Linked DNA regions of Mus musculus: region 2 is linked to region 1. Evidence: chromatin loops called from intact Hi-C (ENCODE). Cell type or tissue: gastrocnemius. All regions are shown on one strand. Links, peaks and the distances in the headings refer to the core of each region. The heading gives the core; the rest is flanking DNA. Region 1 overlaps Ybx3 (Y box protein 3). Region 2 has its middle 34 kb from the start of Ybx3.

Region 1 (10,968 bases), core at 982-8,981:
TTTCTAGAAATACTTGTTTTCTGAGCTGGGTCAGAGTAAATACCAGTAAAAGCCTTGAGCATCCTGTGCCACAAAGGCAGGAAGTACTCTATAAAGACTAAAGATTGTTGGAGACTTGTCAAGAGTCTATAAACCTGCATGTAGAGTTCCTATTAGCCAGTAATGAAAGCAACAGATTATGGCTCACTGAAGAAAATTGAAACCCACGAGTCCATACAGGTGGAGATAAATACACGAATATACTGAACATTTGAGGAACAGCTTTTTCAGGCTAGTGGGATCTTGGAAAGCACTAACTGGTGTATGTCAACAGTGTTAGACCACTTCACAAGGTAAGGAAAATAGATCATCACTCTACTTTGTGGCTTTCTTATCCAGGTGCATGAATTAAATGTAAAGTATCCCAAATTTAGGTGCTCAGATCTGATAGCCAAGAATGATGAGAAAGATAAATAAACTCAATACAGGATTCTAAGTAGGCCTGGTTGCTATAAGGGACATTGAAACATAGTAAAATCATAATGCCAACTGAGGAGTGAGGGGTACTTCATTTGTGGTTGTTATAAAATGAAGGCGATGGCTATGACTTCAAGAAGCTTACCCGCCTTAATCAGTGATAGGATAGAGGTCAATGGGGTTAGTTTGCTTCGTGTGTTGAAAACAGACAAGTTTGGATGTGAGTGTGATGCCCTCCCTCAATCGGGGTCAAAAAGAAATGAATTATAAGGAAGCAAGTGGGCATACTGGCGAATGCTGGAAGTGCTCATGTTCTCGTTCTCTTGAAGAGGTGAAGCAAGGAGATGGGTTTTTTGTTGTTATTGTTTGTTTGTTGCGACAGGGTCTCATTATGTAGCCTAGATTGATCTGGAACTCATGGTTCTCTTCTTGCCTCAGTCTTCTGAGTGCTGGGGTTACTGGCTTGGGCCACCATGCCAGGCAGGGATAGGTTGTTGTTTTGTGAGTGAATGTATGTGTGTTTGTGTCACAGGGCCATGGCAGGTGTCTTCCTCTTATCTCTATTCTTGTTGTTGTTGTTATTATTTCTCTTGCTATTTTGTGTGTATGTTACAGTAGTGGGGTGGGGAGGATTTTTTGCCTGAACGTATGACTATTGTATATACATGGTTCCTCGTACCTTTGAAGATCAGAACAGGACTTTAGATTCATTAGAACTGGAGTTAGAAGTGATTGCCGGCCACTATGTGGGTGCTGGAAATTGAACTCAGGTGCTCTGGAAGAACAACCAGTGCTCTTAACCTGAACCTTCTCTCTGGCCCCTCCATCTTACTTTTGAGACAGGATCTCTGATTGAAACTGGTTAGTCAGTGAGCGCCAGGGATCTGCCCACCTCTGCCTCCCAATTTTGGGATTGCAGATGCATGCCTGGCTCTTTACATCAGTGGTAGGGATCTGAATTCAAGTCCTCCAACTTGCAAGGCAAGCACTTTGCTGACTGAAGCTCTCTTCATCATGTGGGTCCCTGGTTACAAATTCAGGTCACCAGTCTTAGAGGCCTAGATCATATATCCGGCCTAGGAATTTTTAAGCTGGGGGGGGGGGTGGTAGCTACACATATGTATAGTTCTAACCCTTGGTAGACAGAGATAGAAGGATCACACATTAGAGGGTAGCCACGGCGCCATTGTAATACTTTGTCTTAACGACTCCCCTCCCTCCAAAAACATACTTTTAAATGCTAAACTTATCATAAGCGGATAAAAAAGCTTCAAGGAAGACCTATAGGTAAGGGTATGCTTAAGCTTTGTCAGGACTGGGTTGAAGCCAGTCCTTCCTTATCTCCTGCCAGTCCGACACCTCCCTCAACTGCTTCTAGCTATGGGTAACATGAACACTGAAACCTATGTACCTTAGTGGGTCAGTGCATCTGAGTTTAAAGCAGTTGAACATGCCCAGTTGCTCAGAAATACAATATTTTCTTTTAATATAAATATGTTATTTTGTCTGCTTTTTGGTGCTGGGAACTAGTTCTTCTCACATACTAGGTGAGAGCAGTGCCGGCTGAGCCCTAAGAATAAGGCTCAAGCCCTTCAGATAGTCTTTTCAGCATTGAAAGGGTCAGATCTTAATGTGTGAAAAGCTAGGTGCCCTGTGCTAAGGAAGGGGATAGGCTGTTGTGGTAGGAATGAGTTTTCATTTCTTTCCTGTCATTTGTAAAAATAGCCAATGAGTAGCAGGCTCAGTTACTGGAGCTTCAGGCTGGTAACAAAGCTCTTGCCTCAGATTTGCTTTTTAAAGCCAGTCTCCTGCACAGGACTGTGTGCTTTGACCCTTCTTGCCCTGTGTCCTGGCTCATTTCCAGCTGTCATTGCCCTTTAGGCTGGTGAGATTGGGGAGATGAAGGATGGAGTCCCCGAGGGAACACAGCTCCAGGCTCATCGGAATCCGACTTACCGCCCGAGGTTCCGCAGGTATGAAAGAGGGCACTGTGGGTCTGTTACATGGCCATGCTTGTTATTTGAAGATATGGTTGCTTTGGTCATGAGCCTGATCGTTTGTAGTGGGGAGTAGCCCAGGGCTTCACACACATTGAGATATTCATTCTCTTTACAACCAGAAAGAATGCTGTTCTCTCTTTAACTGTGACTGGTCATGACCTGCAACTTGAAGTGGCATAAATAAACCTCTTTATTTTGTTTGTTTTGACACAGGATCTTAACTGTGTAGCCAAGTCTTGCTTCATATTTATTATGTACCCTTGGCTGGCCTCTAATTTGAACTCCTTTTTGCCTCAGCTCTCGGCCTCCAAAGTCTGGAATTTATAGGTGTTTGACACTATATCTGATTTAATGCCTAATTTTTACTAAACTAAACAATAAGCATTAATTAATGGGCACCTTATTGTGTCAAAAATGTAAGTTGAAATACTAAACATTTTAAATCATCAAGGTAGTCTACTGGGACTGTTGAAAGCTGGCTGTAGAACACATAGCCTATGAAGAATCCAAGCGTTTAGTAGCTCTGTGTCCTTTGGAATGTTTCTGGCCTCTGCTATGGCCATCAGGTCTGTACCTTGGACATTTTGAAAAGTCATCAAAGCTGGAGGCAGGGGCGGGTGAATCTCTGAATTTTGTGCCAGCTAGGGCTAAACAGTGAGACCTGTCTCAAAAAAAAAAAAAAAAAAAACAACCAAGAAGGGGTGGAGTTATTCTGTGGTAAGACATTTACATGAATAAATGGTCTCTGATGTTTACCACGATGCCCTCTGTACACCATGTCAGTACCATTGGCATTACGGTCAGTGAAGAGTGGGGACATTTTAATGTGCTTTGTCTCTTGCTATTCCTCATTTGGGCTAGACTCCCTGAGACCCTTTGGGTGGTGGTTTTGTTAGGTTTCTTCCTTGTGTGTGTGCGCCTCAGCATGTATTGGGGGGGGTGGGTCAGAACACGCATCTCTCATGGGTTCCCAGGATAGAAACCATTCCTCCGGTCATGTGTTCAGGGTGCAGGTGCTCTTGCCCAAGAGCCATCACCCTGTGGAAGCTTCATAATAGAGGCTTTTGTCAGTACCATGTCACCTTCGAGGTGAGGGGAACAAATGGTACTTCTGGGATGTTGTGTCTTACATGTTGTCCATCCCCTGTCTAAAACACTGGTACCAGAGAACTATTCCTGCCTTCAGACTTCGGAACATTTGCATGTGTTTTATTGGTTAAACATACCAGCTGATTATCAATAAGGGTTTATTAAAGCAAAAACAAAACAGACTGGGAAAGAATTTGTGCTGCAGCCTTCCTTACATGGTTGTTTCCAGTTTGCAGTAATGGTTAGTGACTCCTTCCTTGCTAAGGAGTCTCCGTAAGAATCTTGCTTTCTTCCAGATCGTCTTGTGTGCAGGCAGCAGCCTGGGCCATGCTTCTTTCTCCATTTTCCTTGGTGCCTATCATAGTGCCGTGTAGGACCCTATGTATTTTACTGTATTGTTTGTTTACTACAAATTTGTAAATAAGCAAAAGAACAACAGAATGGAGAAATACGGGTTTCACCAAAACATCATTCCATCTGCATTGCCTGCACTGGTCTGGTCTGTGGGTGATTGAGCAAGTAATCATTTGACTCAATAGTAGACAAACCTCATGCCCTTGAGTACTCCTGCCCACCCCACCCTTCAACCCACACATCCCACCTCCGACATGTAGCTCTCTTATGTAACTTCTGTTCCCTGCTCTAGGGGACCTGCTCGCCCACGACCTGCCCCTGCTATTGGAGAGGCTGAAGACAAAGAAAACCAGCAAGCGGCTAATGGTCCAAACCAGCCGTCTGCCCGCCGTGGATTCCGACGTCCCTACAACTATAGGCGCCGTTCCCGTCCCCTCAACGCTGTTTCACAAGATGGCAAAGAGGTAAAGCCAGCAGGCAGGAGAGATACACGCAGATCACCTTGAGGAGTTATGCCATCTTTTTTAAAGTCCTAAGGATGGTCTTTCTCCGTGTGAAACTGGACACTTAATCAAGCACAACATTGCTTACTTAGGCTTCATCTGTAGACAGTATTTTCTTCCTGCAACGTGAGCTGAGCGTTTGACTTGAGCTTGTTAAGCAGTCTCTGGAGGAATTAGACTAGCAGGGATTGGGAGCTTAGTATGAAGGGCAACAGTTAATAGCAGAGAACTGCCGGTGAACAAGGACAGAGTAACACAGCCATGGCACGCTGTGGACTCTTAGCACAGCCGTGGCACGCTGTGGGCTCTAGGTGGAAAGGTATTTATTGGGCAAGTAGAAGCCACTTAGTCTCTGACCCACACATAAAAGGCAAAACCCACGTTGTTATTTCTCTTCCTAGGCAAGAAAATTAACTTTTGAGACCATTTACCCTTAAAGGCTACTACACAGTCCTCTGAAGGAGTTTGTGGTTTGCTCTGTTTCAGACCAAGGCAGGTGAAGCACCAACTGAGAACCCCGCTCCAGCTACCGAACAGAGCAGTGCCGAGTGACCCTGGCTCCCAGGCACCGTAACCACCAGCAGGGTGAGCCTGGTTCCTGTTCTCTCAGCAGCACACTGCGATTCCACTGTGCCCGCAGTGGTCTCTGTTGCACCTGGGAGGTTGGAGGCCGGGGGGGGGGGGGGGGGGGTTGGTTGGTTGGTTGGTTGGTTGGGGGAGCAGGAGCGGGGTATGGTTGGATGTTCAGTATATTGGAGATTGACCCTTATATAGTGTCAATCCCTAAGTTGAGGTATAAATATGGAGACAGGTTTAATGGTTGCCACTTTTTGTGAGTCAGTTCTTTTGAACATGGGATCTAGAAGGCTTGGATAACAAGTAGCACATTTACTCACTGAGCCAACTCGCTGGCCCAGTTTTATCTATCTATTTAGACAATGCTTTTTTTAAAAAAACCTAGTGTAGATGTGTCTGTGTGGGGCTATGTGCATGTGAGTGCCAGTTCCCACTGAGTTCTGAAGAGTATCAGATCCTCGACAGCTGAAATAGGCTCTAAGGAGCCACCTAGTGTTGGTACTGGAAACTAAAAAACGTCCTCTGCACAAGCAGCAAACACTCTTACCCCACTGAGCTGGCCGTCCCAACCTAGTTCCTGCTTTTTATGCATGTGTTTGCTGGTGGTTTATAGTGCATATTGCTTTGTAACCCTGACTGACTTGGGACTTCCCTTTGAACTTGAGGGAATCCTGTTTCAAGGTTCCCAAGTGCTTGGGTTGACAGACTTGTGCCGCAAGCCAGGCTTGTCATTTGGCTTTTGTGTTTGTGGTGAGCAAAGGCTGTTGCTTTTTTTCCCCCGTCTTGTTCTTTCCCATGTTACTTGCCGAGACAAGGTCTCACTGAGCCCAGTGGCTAGACTGGCCAAGCTATCTTCCATGGGACACTAGGGTTGCCTCCAGCTTCCTGCGAGTGTTTGGAATCTTACTTGTCCTCATTTTTGTGTGACAGGCACTTACTGGTCCATTTTCACAGCAAGGTCATTTGGGAAAAGCAGTGCTGTTCTGTCACCTACCAGTCAATGTCACTGATTTGTTTAAGACAATCTTTCATTAGCCAGGAGTGGTTGCACACACCTTCCGCACTTAGAAGGCAGAGGTAGTTGGATCTCTGTGAGTTCAAGGCTAGCCTAGTCTACACAACAAGTTTCAGGATAGCCAGAGCTACACAAAGAGGCTCTGTCACAAAGAAGAGACAAAAAGACAGTCTATGTATTCCAGGTTGTCTGAACTCAGTGATCCATGTTAGTGCTAGGCTTGCAAGCATGCACCACCATACTAGGCTCAGTTTGTTAATTTAAAACTTCCTGACCAGAGCCTGGTTTTAAATTCCAGGGAAGTGTTACCTGTAGCATAAATGTGAATGGTTTTTCTTTGCCCTTCTTTCCAATTAGTGTTACTCGTTTTGTGGCTATGCAGTTTGGTATGGGATGGAGGCCTCTGAAGCTCTGGCCTGCTTGGGGATTAGAGATTGAGCAGTGCATCTTCTGTAGCATTGACATGCCATGCCCACTATCAGGAGAGCAAACTAGTGACTATTGCTGTCATACGTGCTTGACTCAACTGTGGTATTCGAATGGGAATGGAGAAGAGCAGCCCCTTATCTGTCTTGCTAAAGATGTTGTCAGTTTTACCTGTGTAGACTGAAGTTAGCCAAGGAGATGCAGCTGCCAGAGGGTTAGGCTAACGGCTTTATTCATATGTGATTTTGATTTTGGGTTTTCTTTGGGTGGGCTCAGGGCAGACAGAAGAGGGCTCATTCTGTGGTCTTGACCGTGGGCCTGGGTGTTGGGATTCCAGGCCTGTGCTTGAGCACCTGGTTCACCCCCAGGATCTTACCTACCACCCTCCTATACCCGTTTATGTATTTCTTTCTGGCTCCAGTTATAAAACCTACTCTGTCCATGCCACTTTTTGAAGGTGCAGTTTGGGGTTTATAATGAACCTTTCTGGGCAGTACTGTGGGTTGGAGTTGGCTGTCGGTGAGGGCACACTGCTGTGCTGGGTGATAGCAGCATTCCTTGTTTCTCTAGGCAGACTGGATAGTCCCCCTTCAGGACCTATATTAATCCACTCAGCTGTGTGTAGGGTTAGGCTAATAGCCAGCAAGCCCCAATAGTCCTGTTTCTACCTTTTACAGCTCTGCCTTTTACAGTGTTCATCATCATTCAAGACTTTTTATATACTAATTATATACTGACTCTTCTACTTTGTAGAAGTATTTCATTAAAAAGTAAGAATTTTCATCCCATTATGCCTATGTAAGACATATACCTAGTTTTTAGAGCCTTGTAAGTAATTTTGAATTGTATGGAAATAATTTTTGCCTGTTTGTCCTAACTTTTGGTCATTGTATATCACTCTTAAAATTTGATTTTAATTTCTTCCAGGTGACCTAAAGAATTAATGACCATTCAAAAACAAGGCAAAAAAGCACACCCACGACCTTACCAACACCAAAGAAACATCTAAGCAATAAAATGGAAGACTAACCAAGAATTGGACATTAGAATGTTTACTGCTATTCTCTACGAAACTAACAACTACAAAGGGAACGAGCCAGCAAGTGTCCATCAAGCTGTATCCCGGGAACCTGCACAGGCGCAGGAGAGCAGCCTCCCCAGTTTCAGCAACCTAGTGCTTTCTATTTTTTTCCTGGTTTTTACTGTTTTGGTAATATGAATTAAAAGAAGAAATATTAATACCACATGGGGATTGCCCCAACCAAAGAAATCTGAAATATATAGTAAATGCTCTTTTTCCTTTGTTGTTCATTTTGGATGCTGGTGCTAAACTTCCAAGTGTCATGATTTAAGAAGAAATTTTATGCCCTTATTTATTCCTAGGATGAGGGGAGAACGTTTTTGCTTTCTCACATAGCTCTCTCTGAAATGTGCAGTAACAAGTTCCTCAAAAATAAAATTTTTACCTTCAAAGGAAAGGCTGTGTAACTAGTGTGTATTTCCCTTTTCTCCTCTTCCTCCCTCCACCTCTTCTTGTGTGGATGTTGGTGTACCACATGAGTGCCTGGTGCACTTAGGGGCCCAAAGAGGGTGTTGGAAAGTCACAGGCAGCTTCGAGCTGCCATGGGTATTAAGAATCAGCTGAGTCCTTTAGAAGAGCAGCCTGCGCTTTTTACCATCTCCCCAGCCCTGTTAAATGCTGAGCCAGGCACAGATGAGTTAATGTTTTGTGTTTTGTTGTGAGTTTGAGATCATAGGAACTGGGTGGGTATCTTTGAAATGTGCAACCCAGAGATAAACTCATTTCTGGTAGGCATGAGGTTTACAGGCTGAATTTCTAGGCTGGTCATTAGAGCAACAGCAGGATGGCTGTGAGGTGAAGTTTCAGATCCTCTGTTGATTATTTGTGGGCTTATGAAATGTTCTTAACTTTATCCCTGAGGATTTGAGACCAAACTGCTATGTCTCATGTACACACTTGGTCTCTGGCCATTCATGCAAGGATGTGTCTGAACACCTTGAACCATAACAATCACTGCATGCCCATCGCCTTCACGAAAGTGGAGCAGTGCCTCAGCCCCTGTCTTGTTATACCTAAGATCGCCCTCAGACAAACGCCCTGCAAGTAGTTCTGAGGCTGTATTTAGATTGTTTCGGTGATAGAAACAAGGAAAGGTCCCCTCTGAATGTTTCCCATTTGGGGATATATCTGATTTTCATAAGGAAAGCTTTCCCTCTACGTGCACTCCTGTGGATCATTACTTTGTCCAGTGCTTCAAATGGAGTGAGTGATGGGATTAAGGTGAATCCAGGTAGGTCATGGTGCCAGTAAGAGAGAGGAGATAGAGGCAGCAACAGGGGCAGAGCTTGGACAGGTGCCAGCAAGGGGGGAAATCAGCATGTTTTATGCAAACGGGTATAAAAAGATAAATGTCCAGCATGTCTACACAGCTGTGGTTTTGGTGGGAAGGTAGAATAGGAGTGTCTTTGATTCATGTTTCCCATGAGCTGAGTAATGGATAGCACAGTCCAGTTCACGACATCGAGACATGGAGACTGATGGCAGGTTAAGAGGTGGTAGCCATAATGTGTCAAAAACAGAGTTTCTACACAGTTCCCCGCATTGAACTCCACTGTTTACCTCAGAGTGTGTTCTCCAGTTCTCAGGATGGGAGTAGGATCCAGGGAACCATCTTCCACACATCCAAGTAGGTAGTATTCGCCAAAACACGGGGGTGTGGAAGGAGTACATGTCTCCCTGCGTGTACATAGATTACAACTATCTGTAACTCCAGTCCCAAGGGATCTGACACGTTCATCTAGCCTCTGTTCACATGGTATGCAGATATATATGCAGGCAAAATGCTTATATGCATTCCATAAATCAAAAAAACTTTTAAACAAGAATTCATAGAAAAAGTGACTCAAAAGGAAGAGGTGGATGTAGTTAATGTATATATGCCAGTCAGAGGATGAAGGAATTCTTAAGGACCTCCTAAGAAAATAAACTAATATAATTTGAATAAATTTGTCAAAGAATTACTACTCAGCTTTTAGAAGACTGACACCAATCTAGGTGCCACTTCCTGAGTTTAAAAAAAAAAAAAGCCCAGGTTTTGTTAAAACTCATTAGGCGTGTGTGTGCACACACATGTAATTGAGAAGGCCAGAAGAGGGAGTTGGAGTCCTAGGAAATGCATTTACAGGCAGGTGTGATCCTGTAACATATTCCTATGTATCACTGTAAGTGAAGGTTTGTAGCAGCTACTTCTAATGTTGCTTATACTTAGAAAAAGTGTGTATTTAAGCCATGCTACCACGGTGCCAGATCCTTTATGGCAAGCATCCCTGAGATCAGAAGTAATGTGTACTTACAATGAATGCCTGAAGACATTTTCTTGACATTGAAATTTCCTGGTCCTTTGTTCTCTGGCCTCACTCAGAGTCCTTTTCTGGTTAAGTTTCCTTTTGCTTTGCTGGTACCATGTACAACTTGTAATCATTTGTATCATTTCCAACAATTAGCAACCAGTGAATGTCAGAGTAATAGTCCTGCGTTTTTGTTTGTTTGTTTTTTTTTCTTTCTATTAGTTCTAACACTTTTTCACTTTTTCTGGATGTGCCTATTGTTGGGAAGTTGTGACTTAAATACAAGTGTGTCTTTGACTGTGAGGTACCTAGATTACCTGGGAGTATGAATATTAGCAAATGTATTTATTTATTTGTTCACTTATTCATTGGCTGGTTTTGTTATTGTTAGGTGGTGGGGTTTGCTCATTTTGAACAGGTCTCATGGAGTCAGCCAGATCTCAAACTTGTTTTATAGCCAAGATTAATTTTGAGAATTCTCTCTCCTTTCTTCCTTTCTTTCTTTCTTTCTTTCTTTCTTTCTTTCTTTCTTTCTTTCTTTCGTTCGTTCGTTCTTTCTTTCTTTCTTTCTTTCTTTCTTTCTTTCTTTCCCTCTTTCTTTCTTTCCTTCTTTCTTTCTTTCTTTCTTCCTTCCTTCCTTCCTTCCTTCCTTCCTTCCTTCCTTCCTTCCTTCCTTCTTTCCCCTCCCTCCCTCCCTCCCTTCTTTCTTTCTTTCTTTCTTTCTTTCTTCTTTCTTTTTTTGGTTTTTCGAGACAGGGTTTTTCTGTGCAGTCCTGGCTGTCCTGGAACTCACTTTGTTGACCAGGCTAGCCTCAAACTCAAGAAATCCGCCTGCCTCTACCTCCCAAGTGATGGGATTACAGGCATGCACCACCACTGCCTGTCTGAGTTCTCTTTTTAAAGGGGAGTTGAGAATGGGTCTTTCTATTTTATAACTATGTAGACCAGACTGGCCTCCAACCAGACACCTACCTTCTTCTGCCTCCCAGTGCTGGGATTAAAAGCATGTCCCGCTATGCCCAGCTAGCCTTGAGTGCTTGATCTTCCTATATTAACCTCCCAAGTACTAGGAATGTAGGCATACTTCAGATTGTTGGGTTTTGATTGTTAGAATATCTCCTTTATTGTAAAGCTATTCATTTTTCCTCAAAACTGTTCACTGGCATAGTGTGTACTCTTC
Region 2 (10,968 bases), core at 1,258-9,257, 55 kb before region 1:
TTCCACCTCTTCTTCCTCTACCTTTCCTCTACTCTCTAAAGCCTCCAGCTCCACCTTTACCTTCCACTGCCCAATCACAGGCTCCACCTTTATTTGACCAGTTAAAATGGGGGAAACGTTCACATGAAATCACCTGAGTATGTGATCCATTCCTCATCAGGGAAACCCCTCCAGAGGAAGCAGAATTAACATCAGAATACAAACAGCACCAGGGCAACCCACAATTTTGTCCAATTAAAAGACTCTTTTCTCTCAGATATAAATTAAGCACAACCATTTCAACTATGCAAATTATAAACTATAAGACACACTTACTCCCAGTCCATCATATTTGTCAGTTTAGATAAAGTACTCTATTATCTATCCTACTTTAGAGAGTTTACAATTCTTTACCTGAATTATGTTCTGGTTTTAGCTTGCATTACCATCTGAAAACCACCCTCTCAAATATATGCCATCTCTCTCAATGCTAAATAACCTGAGTTGACTATAAGACTATAACTTATTTTCAACTCAATCAAAATCCAAGAATGACATAAACACAAAAGTCAGAAGAACCTGGACAGATATCCTGCAAGCCCAGACTACTATACCCAGCAAAACTTCCAACCACCAGAGATGGAGAAAACAAGATATTCCATAATAAAAGCAAAGTTAAGCTCTGTCTACAAATCCTGCCCTACTACAATGAACTCAATGAAAGTGGCACTAAATAAAGTTCATATCACTAAGTGTCTACATTTTTACATCTTAAAAAATGGAGGGGCTGGTGAGATGGCTCAGTGGGTAAGAGCACCTGACTGCTCTTCTGAAGGTCCAGAGTTCAAATCCCAGCAACCACATGGTGGCTCACAACCATCCATAACAAGATCTGACTCCCTCTTCTGGTGTGTCTGAAGATAGCTACAGTGTACTTACTATAATAATAAATAAAATCTTTAAAAAAAAAAAAAAAAATGGAGAGATCTCTTACTATTTAAGGACCTAAAGTGCTTTTTCCAGTCCCACACCCTCCTTACAGCTTCCCCCTCCCACCTGGGGTTAAGGCTAGGCCAAGGTCCATTCTCTACTGACAGGAACACCCTAGATTTAAAAAAAATCCCAGAATGTTGTGGAGAGCCTTTTGGGGGTACCACTTGGCAGTGGTCTGATATTGGCCAAGGACAAAGAAGTAAGTTCAGGCAGGGAACTGACATTGGTCAAGGACAAGGAAGTAAAAATCTGATTTTAGAATGGAACAAAAAAGTACGTTCAGATATCTTGATCATCCTTAGAAACAGCTATCACCGGAGTGATCATGGGGCTTTGTGTTTATTGTCTTGTTCCTTGACTATTGTCTTGCTTTATCCCTCATTGTACTACTCACCCTGAATGCTTCCATGCAATTAAAATGATATAAAAAGCAGATTGGGGAAATTAAATTTGCCTTCAGTCTCAGAATGGACTAAGGCCGTGCTACAAGGTTGTCTAACTGTCTTTTTTCTTTTTAATCTTCACTCCTGCCCTGGAGAACCTGTTAACTGACTGAGCGGGCTTGGTCAGAATGTACTGGTTGATAGTCACCTGACCCTTTCAAAAGTCCCAGGTAGAGTTCAAATATTTATCATGATCTGCTCCTGCTTGCTAGTCAATAGATTTAAAGGTCAATATGGCCAGCCAATAAGTTTGAACTGTAACCTTGCTGATGTAACCCATGCCCCTAAAAAGTATAAAAACTGCTTGTAATAGCTATTTAGGGGTCGCCTTCTAGTCACTTGCCTTGAGGGACTAATTAAAGATAGACCCAGAAGCGCTGGGAAATAAATCTCTTGCTTTTGCATTGATCTGCATCTCGGTGTTTCACTTAGGAGGTCTCAAATTAAGTACCACTGACTAAGGGAGAGGGTCTTACACTATCAACATCACACACGAATTCTCTAGAACAAAAAGCAGTCCACCTGCAATCCTGGATCAGCAGCTCCCTCTACTCCCACAGCTCAGTCTGTCCCCTGGAAGGCCTGCTTCCACCCAAGACACCAAGGTGAGACAACCATGCCCCAATATGCCCATCTGCTGGGACCCAAGCAAGCCAGTCATGCCCTGCCCTATCAGAGCTCCATCCTCCTTCCTATCCACACTTCCACCTGCAATTGCCAAATGGCACCCCACTCCCTACCTCACAGCTCTGCCTTCCTCCTGGGAGGATTGCTCCCACCCAGGACACCCAAGTGATACACCCATGCTCCAACCCTCTCCCCAAGCCCCGCTTCCTGCTGGGACCTCAACAAGCCCAGCTGTAGTGAGGTTCACCCTGCCCTGCCCTATGTTCCTTCCATCTTCTATCTGGTCCACACCTGTCAGGCATCTGCCCTGGTCTTTAGAATGAAGAGTATAAGGTGGGACAAACTATCTGATAAGACTGATGATCTCTGGCCCTATAACTCTATTTTGTGATAATAAGTGCTGGTTTCTTTTCTCATACTATTTAGTGTTAATAGGCACTGGTTTCTCACTATTTTGTAGCTAAATGCCACTGGTTTCTGGCAATCAATTCCTTCTGGCAACAGGGAGTAAAAGAATTACTTTGGTTGTTTTCTCTTTGACTCAGGCCTCTCACGGGCCAGGCGAAAGACTTGAACTTCCTTGACTCTTAACCGAAAAAAATCAGTAGCACTCCTAGATTCAAATGGCAAACAAATTGAGAAAAAAAAAGGAAGCAATACTTTTTACAATAGCCACAAACAATATAAAATACTTTGGAGTAAACTCCAACCAAGTAAGTGAAAGATGTCTGTGATAAATCAGGGATTTGAAGGAAGAAAGTAAAGAAGATCAAACAATGGAAAGATCACCCATGCACAGTAGAATTAACATAATAAAATCCCCAACAAAATTCTGACCTTGGAAGGACAATAATCAACTTCTTTTTAAGAAGAGGAAGAAACGCCGGGCAGTGGTGGCCCATGCCTTTAATCCCAGCACCTGGGAGGCAGAGGCAGGGGATTTCTGAGTTCGAGGCGAGCCTGGGCTACAGAGTAAGTTCCAGGACAGCCAAGGATGCACAGAGAAACCCTCTCTCGAAAAACTAAAACAAACCAAACACCTCCATGATATTGACATAAAAACAGACACATTGATCAATGGAATCTAATTGAAGACCCAGTCATAAATCTATACACCTATGGATAACTGAATTCTTATAAAGAAGCCAGAAAGACACAATGAAAAAAAGAGCATCTTCAGCCGGGTGTGGTGGTGCACGCCTTTAATCCCAGCACTCGGGAAGCAGAGGCAGGCAGATTTCTGAGTTCGAGGCCAACCTGGTCTACAAAGTGAGTTCCAGGACAGCCAGGGCTACACAGAGAAACCCTGTCTCAAAATACCAAAAAAAAAAAAAAAAAGAGCATCTTCACAAGTGGTGCTAGTCATACTAGATTTCTGCATGTAGATGAATACAAATAGATTTATATTTATTAACGTGCACAAAACTCAAGTCCAAGTGAATCAAAGACCTAAAACCAGGCCTGATAGAAGAGAAAGTGGAGAATAGCCTTGAGTCTATTAGCACAGGAGACAGCATCCTAAACAGAACACTGATAGCAGCATTAAGATCAACAATTAATGAATGGAACCTCATGAAACTGAAAAGCTTCTATAAAGCAAAGATTACAGGACACCATCAAAAGGACAAAATGGTAGCCTACAAAATGGGAAAAAGAGTTTTATTAACTCTACATCTGATAGAAGGCTAATATGCAAAATATATAAAGAACTCAAGAAACTTGACATCAAGAAACCAAGCAATTAAATTTTAAAAATTGGGTACAAATCTAAGCACAAAATTCTCAATAAAGGAATCTCAAATGGTTGAAAAACACTTAAGGAAATATTCAACGTTCTTAGCCATTAGGAAAATGCAAAGCAAAACTACTTCAAGATTTCATGTTATAGCAATCAGAATGGCTAAGATCAATAACACAAGTGACAGCTTATCCTGGTGAGGATGTAGAGCAAGGAAAGCATTCCTCTATTGCTGGTGGGAGTAAACATTTGTACATCCACTATGGAAATCAGTAGAGCAGTATGTGGATAGGCCTGGTGCTGTTTGTATTTTGAGGCTAATTCCACTCTCCTGGAAGGGGTTGCTGACAAGGAGTTATCATACTCATGTGACTTCTTGTGAACAAATCCCCTAATAAATAAAGGAGCCAATCACTGGGCGAGTAGGCAGGACTTCCAGGTTAGACAGAAGCAGGAGAGAATTAGGTCCTTTTGGACAGGGATTTCATGAGGACAAGATGTAATTACTAGTATCTCCCAGTTTCAAAGGCAGATCCATCAGGACTTGCCACCAGAGAATTTAGATTTAATAAGGATACAAGATTTAATAAGGCTTATAAGATTAGGATTTTAGTTGTTGTGCCCAGTGATTGAGTTACCATTGTTTCTGAACTAAGTTTGTGTGGTGTTTTCCTTCATGAGGCAGTTCGACTGGGTTCAAGAGAAAAAGGTATGGTGGCAAAGCATGGGTTTGCCAGATGTGCACCACAAAGGCCAAGGGTAGCCACCGCCAGTGGGAACATAGTGAGCTGGGTGGAGAGATTCAGGAGCCGCAGACCAGAGAGTCTCCACAAGATAAGAATAGGCCGCTAGCCTTCGAGGGCTAATGTGATGGTTTGTTTTTAATATTTCCTGCAATGGAGCAGTTTCTCAGAAAAGTGGTAATCTATCTACCTCAAAACCCATCTATATCTCTCTTGGGGATATACTCAAAGGACGATTCTACCACCAGGACAAGTGCTCAACTATGTTCATGGTGGCTTTATTCATAATAGCCAGAAACTGGAAACAACCTAGATATTCCTCAGCTGAAGAATAAATAAAGAAAATAAAAAATGTGGTAATTTTACATGATCAAGTATTCCACGGGTTTTTTTTTTCTTATGGCATCTTGAAATTTGTAGGCAAATGAATGCTATTAGAAAAAAAAAAATCATCTTGAATGAGATAACCCAGACTCAGAAAGACAAACATGGTATGTTTAGGAATTATTCTGACGCTAATGTCCTGTTTCCCAATTGGTGTTTGATTTGTCAGTAAAGAAGCCATGGGCCAATTACTGGGTGGAAGGAATAGGTGGAACTTCCAGGTCGCTGGAGGAAGGAGACTGAACAAGGAAAGGAGAGGAGAGTTTGCCATGCTTCTGAGGGAGAAAAGATCATGCCCAGTAATTGTGCCAAGAAGTTAAGTTGAAAATGAACAACCTGTGTGTCTGTGTCTTCTATGTGTGAATCCAAGGGAAGCTGGATGGGAGCTGGTAGCTCAAACCATTCCTGGAGCTTAGGCTGGGTAGCAAAGCTACATGCAACAAGTATGTACTCAGTTATAAGTAAATAGTATCTGTTAAATAAAGGATAATCATGCTACAATCCACAGACCAAGTGAGGCTAAGTAACAAGGAAGACTCTGGAGGAACGCATGGCTCTCCCTGAGAAGGAGAAGTAGAATAGAGTTTTGAAGGTGGACTGGGGACAGGTGAAGATGGGAATGGGAGGGATCAGATGTGCTGGAAGAGGAATGAAAAGAGAGTATGGGGAGAAACAACTGAGACAACTGGACATGGAGGGCATTTGGGGGGTCAGAGTGGAAACCTAGTGCGATGGAGTCTCCCTGGAGTGACCCAGCAAGAACTGCTAGTAATGGAGGATTCAGAGTCTGAACGGTCCATCTTATGCAACCAGACAAGGTGTGACTCGGACACCAACCAAGGAGCAAAAACTTCACTCTTCCTTGCCTGCAAGATGTGTAGGGCAATGGTGGTTCAGAATTTGTGGGAGTGGCCAACCAATGACTGGTGTAATTTGAGGCCCAAGCCACAAGGGGGACACCACTCCCAATGCTGCCTGGATGGCTAGGAATAGGAGGCTGGAGAGCCCAGAGACCTAGGGTAGACAAAAATGTCTGGATTAGTGGGGAAAATCAATGAAATACCTAATGCTATATAATGTTATACTCGAGAAGGCTGTATCAAGTAGCTGTTGACAACAGATATAGAGACCCACAGCCAAAACTAAGGCCAAGAAAGAGCCCAGGTTGGAGATCTCCGTTCAATCTGCCCCCCATTGAAAGCTTGAGAACCTTCCCATGAAGAAGAGGGGTAGAGGATTCCAGGAGAATGAAGGCCGCGGAGCCAACTAAATAGGTCTTAAAACTCAGACACTAAAGCAACAGTAGCTGAGCCTGTAGGGGTCGGGGCGAGGTCCTGTGCATATTTGTTGTTTTTAGCTTCTTGTTGGTTTGGTTTTTGTTTGTTTCTTTTGTTTTGTTTTTCCTTTCAGGGGAGAGGGTGCTCCTAACAATGGGCATTGGGGTATCTGACACTCTTGCTTGCTTTTGAGACCCTTTTCCTCCTACTAGGTTAACTTGTCTAGCCTTAATGTAAGGGTTGTGTGCCTGATCTTACTGTATCTTGTGCCAGTTCGGTTGATATCACTAGGAGCCCTGCTCTTTTCAGGGGATGGGGAGAGACTGGAGTGGAAGGAGTGAGTCTAGGATTGGAGCATTGGGGGGGGGGGGGGCAGGGCTGGAAAGAGTGGAGGAAGGGGAAGTTGCGGTTGTGATGTATGAAAGAAGAATAAATAAAAACTTAAACTTTAAAAAAAGAAGAAAGAACAGAAAACTAGAACTGCCTCTGTCCCTTCAAAATGTAGGGATTTGGAGTACTTCCTTGAGAGGGCATATCTCCTCTGAGAGAGCAACCAGGTAAAACATCTGATAAAGGCTGAGGTTAGTCTTTAGACTCTCCTAACCTATAATTAGGGCAAACAGGGAAGACTGGGGAGTCTAGGGCCCTCATTAAGATGACTGCTTAGAGAAGGAATGCAAAACGATCCAACAGGTTAGCCCTGCTTCCACACCCACCACAAAAACACAAACATCAACCTCCACAAAATACACACATACTCACACACACAGAGACACATAGCCATGCATACACACTCACACACAGACACACATTCACGGTCTCACACACACTCACTCATGGTAAGTCAAGGAAAACAAAGCCTACACAGGAGGGAATGAGTTCACTAAAAACCAGAAATAGAAAAGAAAGAATGGGAAAGTACACAGAAAGCATAACTATTAAATGGGCAAAGGTCAGTCATTATGACTGTCTTTGAGAATCCAAGCAAAACCAAGGGACAGTATTTAAATCAATGAATAAGTTGTACAGGTAAAAGTTGACTAAAGTTTAAAATAACTAGCATGTAAATACTTGTAGTTTGAACAGCAATGACCAGTAGAAAAGGGAAGTTTAAAAAAAAAGCTTTTTACAAAACATCAATGTCAGATCTCTAAAAGAAAATCAGAACATTTTTGAGAGTTAATGGAGGTAGGACAAAGAGCAGTAACTCAAGTTTAAGGCTGGGAAGATGATTCTAAACTGTCAATTCTCTCTAGGTTGTTCTATCAAGTCATGAATCCGAACAGAATTTTTCCATGAGACTTAAATATTCTAAAATTAATCTGCCCTCCTCTCTGCATCTCAACCACCTTGATAAAAGAAAGAAAGGTGCTTGAAAGTGGAAAGGAAGGGAAGGGATACCCACAATGGGTTAATAAATGCATAGTGACTGAATGCATGCTGACAATTCAAGTGCTCTTCAACATAAGATGAGATGATGAGACGATGAGACGGGGCACTTTTCTGAGTTGATCACCTGGCTAAAGAACTAGTAAAATGCTGAAAGAACTCCCTAATACCTCAAAAGAGGAAGATGAACCACTACAACCCACAGGCTCAGAAGCAGACAGGACGTAGTGGAACATAGAGGTAATAGCATGTACAGAGCTTCTCTGAGGCTGAGGAGTGTCTTTGGAAGTAGACAGAAACAGGAAGTTCTCAAGGAGGCTTGAGTAAATGGAGCCTGGTCCTTAGAGTGTGACCATGGGCAGCACATCCATAAAAAGAGAGCAACAGAAAATGCTTCTAAAAGGTGAAGAACAATTCCAAGGAAATCAACCATAAAAGGGCAGAACCTGCCGGGCGTGGTGGCGCATGCCTTTAATCCCAGCACTCTGGAGGCAGAGGCAGGCAGATTTCTGAGTTTGAGGTCAGCCTGGTCTACAAAGTGAGTTCCAGGACAACCAGGGCTATACAGAGAAACCGTGTCTCGGAAAAAACAACAACAACAACAACAACAAAAGGGCAGCACCACATTAGATACGATGCTATAAGGCAGATTTCTAAGTGATCAATTACTTATAATTATCACTTTTGTATTATAAAAGAGTTGTTTATGAGATAGTATTGAGAAAATAATCAATTCTTTGCCCTAATAGTATTTGTTATCCAACCATGTTAAAGGGAAGAATATTTGATTAGACATCAGGAGATCTTAGGTTCTCTTCCTACATTCACTGCTGTCCAGGCTTAAAATTCAAATTACCTAGAACTTGCTTTTTACATGTGAAACTGAAGAGGAAGGGATGAAAGTGTATTATGTAATGATCTCACTCAAGCCCCAGCAAAACAACTTGGGTTCACTCTCCCAGTGCTGGAAGAGGGGACTCATAAAGACTGGAATGCACTTTGCTTGGCTTCATTCCACTTTTGATTTCTCAGCCTTAGTTTCATTACCCAACAAATCCACTGGGTGGCAATAACACTGAGTAAAAATAAATGGCAAGTTTAGATTCTCAGAAACTGTCTTCTTCAGAAGCTAATGTTTACAGCTCTCCCTTCCCTGTTTTTATGAAGTCACCAGGCTGCTGGGGCCAGTAGAACAAAGGCCACACACAAAGCCTGAGAGTGGGACCAATGACTCCCAGAGGAGGTTCAGCTATGATCTAGGTCCTTTGCCACACAAAGCAGGCTTTACCAATCAATCCCTTACTGATTCGAAAGAAAGTGAGACAACTGGGAGGGGGAAGATAAGCTACTAAAATACCAAGTTATTGAAAGTAAACAATGGAGGTAGAATTCCAGCCTTAGCTGAATGCCCAGGATCCTACAGCAAGCTGACACCTGTGAAGAGAACTAACCCGAAGGGCCCTTCCTTCCTCTATATACTCACTAGTACAAGAAATGGTGCTTTCACTGTTTTCTTGATAAGAGAAAGGGAGCACCGTCAAGGGAGCACCATCAAGCTGACTCCTTTTTAGAACAGGCTAATATAAATCATCTTCTAGTCACTACAAAATGACACTAGACAGCTGTAGCAATGCCCACTTTGGGTTTTATATCAGGGTCACTCAGATCTGTCCCTTGTAGCTTAAACCACCCATGAGGAGCTGGGAGTGTGGCTCCACAACAGAACACTTACCTAACAGGTATTTGTCTCTGGGTTCAACCCTTGGCACCATGAAATAATGGTGCCACCCCATACTGGCTCTTATCTTAAAAGAGAAACAACAGAATTTCATCCAAACTGAGTTAAAAGAGAAAAAAATGGCATTTAAAGTAAGTATGAGGTGTTTTAAAGTATACAAAGATAAAAACGCTTCTTTGATACAGAAGGTTGAAATAAAATATCAGAAAAGCACCTGAAGTTATTATAATTTTTTATACATGCTGTAATGGCTTATTTTAACTGTTACCTGGGCACAGCCTAGAGTCAGCTGGTTGGGAAAGTGAAGGATAATCTAGAACAGGTGTGCCTGTGTGGTCAATCCTTAGGGAATTGTCATGGATATGTTAATTGATGTGGGAAGACCAAGTCTAAAAGTTAGTTACACCACTCTGTAGGGTTGGTTCCTGGACTGAATAGAAGCAGAGAAAGGGAGTTGAGCTGGAGGTATGGATGTATTTGTTTTCTCCGTTTTTGACTGTGGATGTGCCTAGCTATTTCAAAACTTGCACCTCTGTGAATTCCTTGCATTGATGGACTATAACCTGCAACTGTGAGCAAAAACAAACTCCTCTCTCTCCTCTGCTTCCTTTTATCAAATGTCTTATCATAGCAACAGAAATGAAAATAAAACACAGACCCTCATGATCCAACCATATTACACATAACCAGAACCAGAAGTGACAGCTCCTGCTTCTAGTCCCAGAACTCCAAAGACTAAGACAGAAGGATATCAATGAGTTCAAGATCAGCCTGCACTGCAGAGTGAAACCCGATCCCCCTCCAAAAAGTAAAACACCTGAAATGTGAAATGTTCTAAAGTCAAAGCTTTTGTGAGTATCAACCTGACACCATGAGTGGAATATTCCATGCCTGACCTCATGGGATGAGTCACACTCAAAACATAGATGCAATAAAAATATAATGTATAATTACCTCCAGGCAATGTGTGTAATGTATGTGTGAAACAGAAATGAATTTCATGTTTAGACTTGGATCTCTTCCCTACTGGGCCTCTTTTTATATACATGTAAATTTACATAAGAAGTTTACTTAAGAAAAATTTAAGAACTTAAAATAGTTCTAGTCTCAAGCATTTAGAATAAGGGATTCCTAACCTGTATTTTTTTCCTCTGGAATCCCCTCTCCATGCCTTTCTTGTCATGTGCAAAACATTGCTTCTTTCTGGGGACTGACTCTCTTCCCTCTCACACATCTTTACCTCCAGGGACTAAAAGAGACAGACTCATATCTTTGATTCCTTTATTCACAATCTCTACAGCTGTAGTATAATTAAAAATGGTTGAGAGTAGTAATTATCAATGAAGGAGATTCTGAGCTACAAACACCCTATGAAAATGTTAGGCTAGATAAAAGGGGGGGGGGGACTTTAAAAAATGGTTTAGGGGATTGGAGAGAAGGCTCAGTCAGTGGTAAAGTGCTGTGTATGCAAATTTAAGGACATGAGATTAACTTCCAACACACACACACACACACACACACACACACACACACACACGAAGTGTGCCAGTGAACCCCTGTAATCTTAGCACTGGTACAGAAGAGATAGGAGGTGCCTGGAGCTTGTGGGGCAGCCAGTCTAGCTAAAGCAGTGAATTCCAGATTCAGTGAAAAATAT

What was found. Peaks named below come from ENCODE experiments on the same cell type or tissue, not always from the same donor. Only the 100,000 strongest peaks of a DNase experiment are listed, where the experiment ranks them.
Region 2: a loop joins it to region 1, with 5 times the contacts of the local background. A loop is called at or near these places in 19 of 42 quality-filtered maps.

The regions. Positions count from the first base shown.
Region 1 is chr6:131,361,784-131,372,751 of GRCm38, reverse strand. Ybx3 (Y box protein 3) reads left to right here. Exons shown (of 10, transcript NM_139117.2): 7 at 2,338-2,429; 8 at 4,192-4,363; 9 at 4,889-4,987; 10 at 7,347-7,894. The coding sequence ends at 4,954. Among named protein-coding and RNA genes, the nearest start is that of Gm22362, 13 kb to the left of the region's middle. In gastrocnemius, for the core only: a CTCF peak has its summit at 5,476; DNase peaks (open chromatin) are centred at 5,461 and 8,773; H3K4me3 peaks cover 627 bases; H3K27ac peaks cover 2,923 bases.
Region 2 is chr6:131,416,663-131,427,630 of GRCm38, reverse strand. No RefSeq gene overlaps it. Among named protein-coding and RNA genes, the nearest start is that of Ybx3, 34 kb to the right of the region's middle. In gastrocnemius, for the core only: CTCF peaks have their summits at 5,866 and 8,628 (motif pointing right); DNase peaks (open chromatin) are centred at 5,871 and 8,676; H3K27ac peaks cover 958 bases.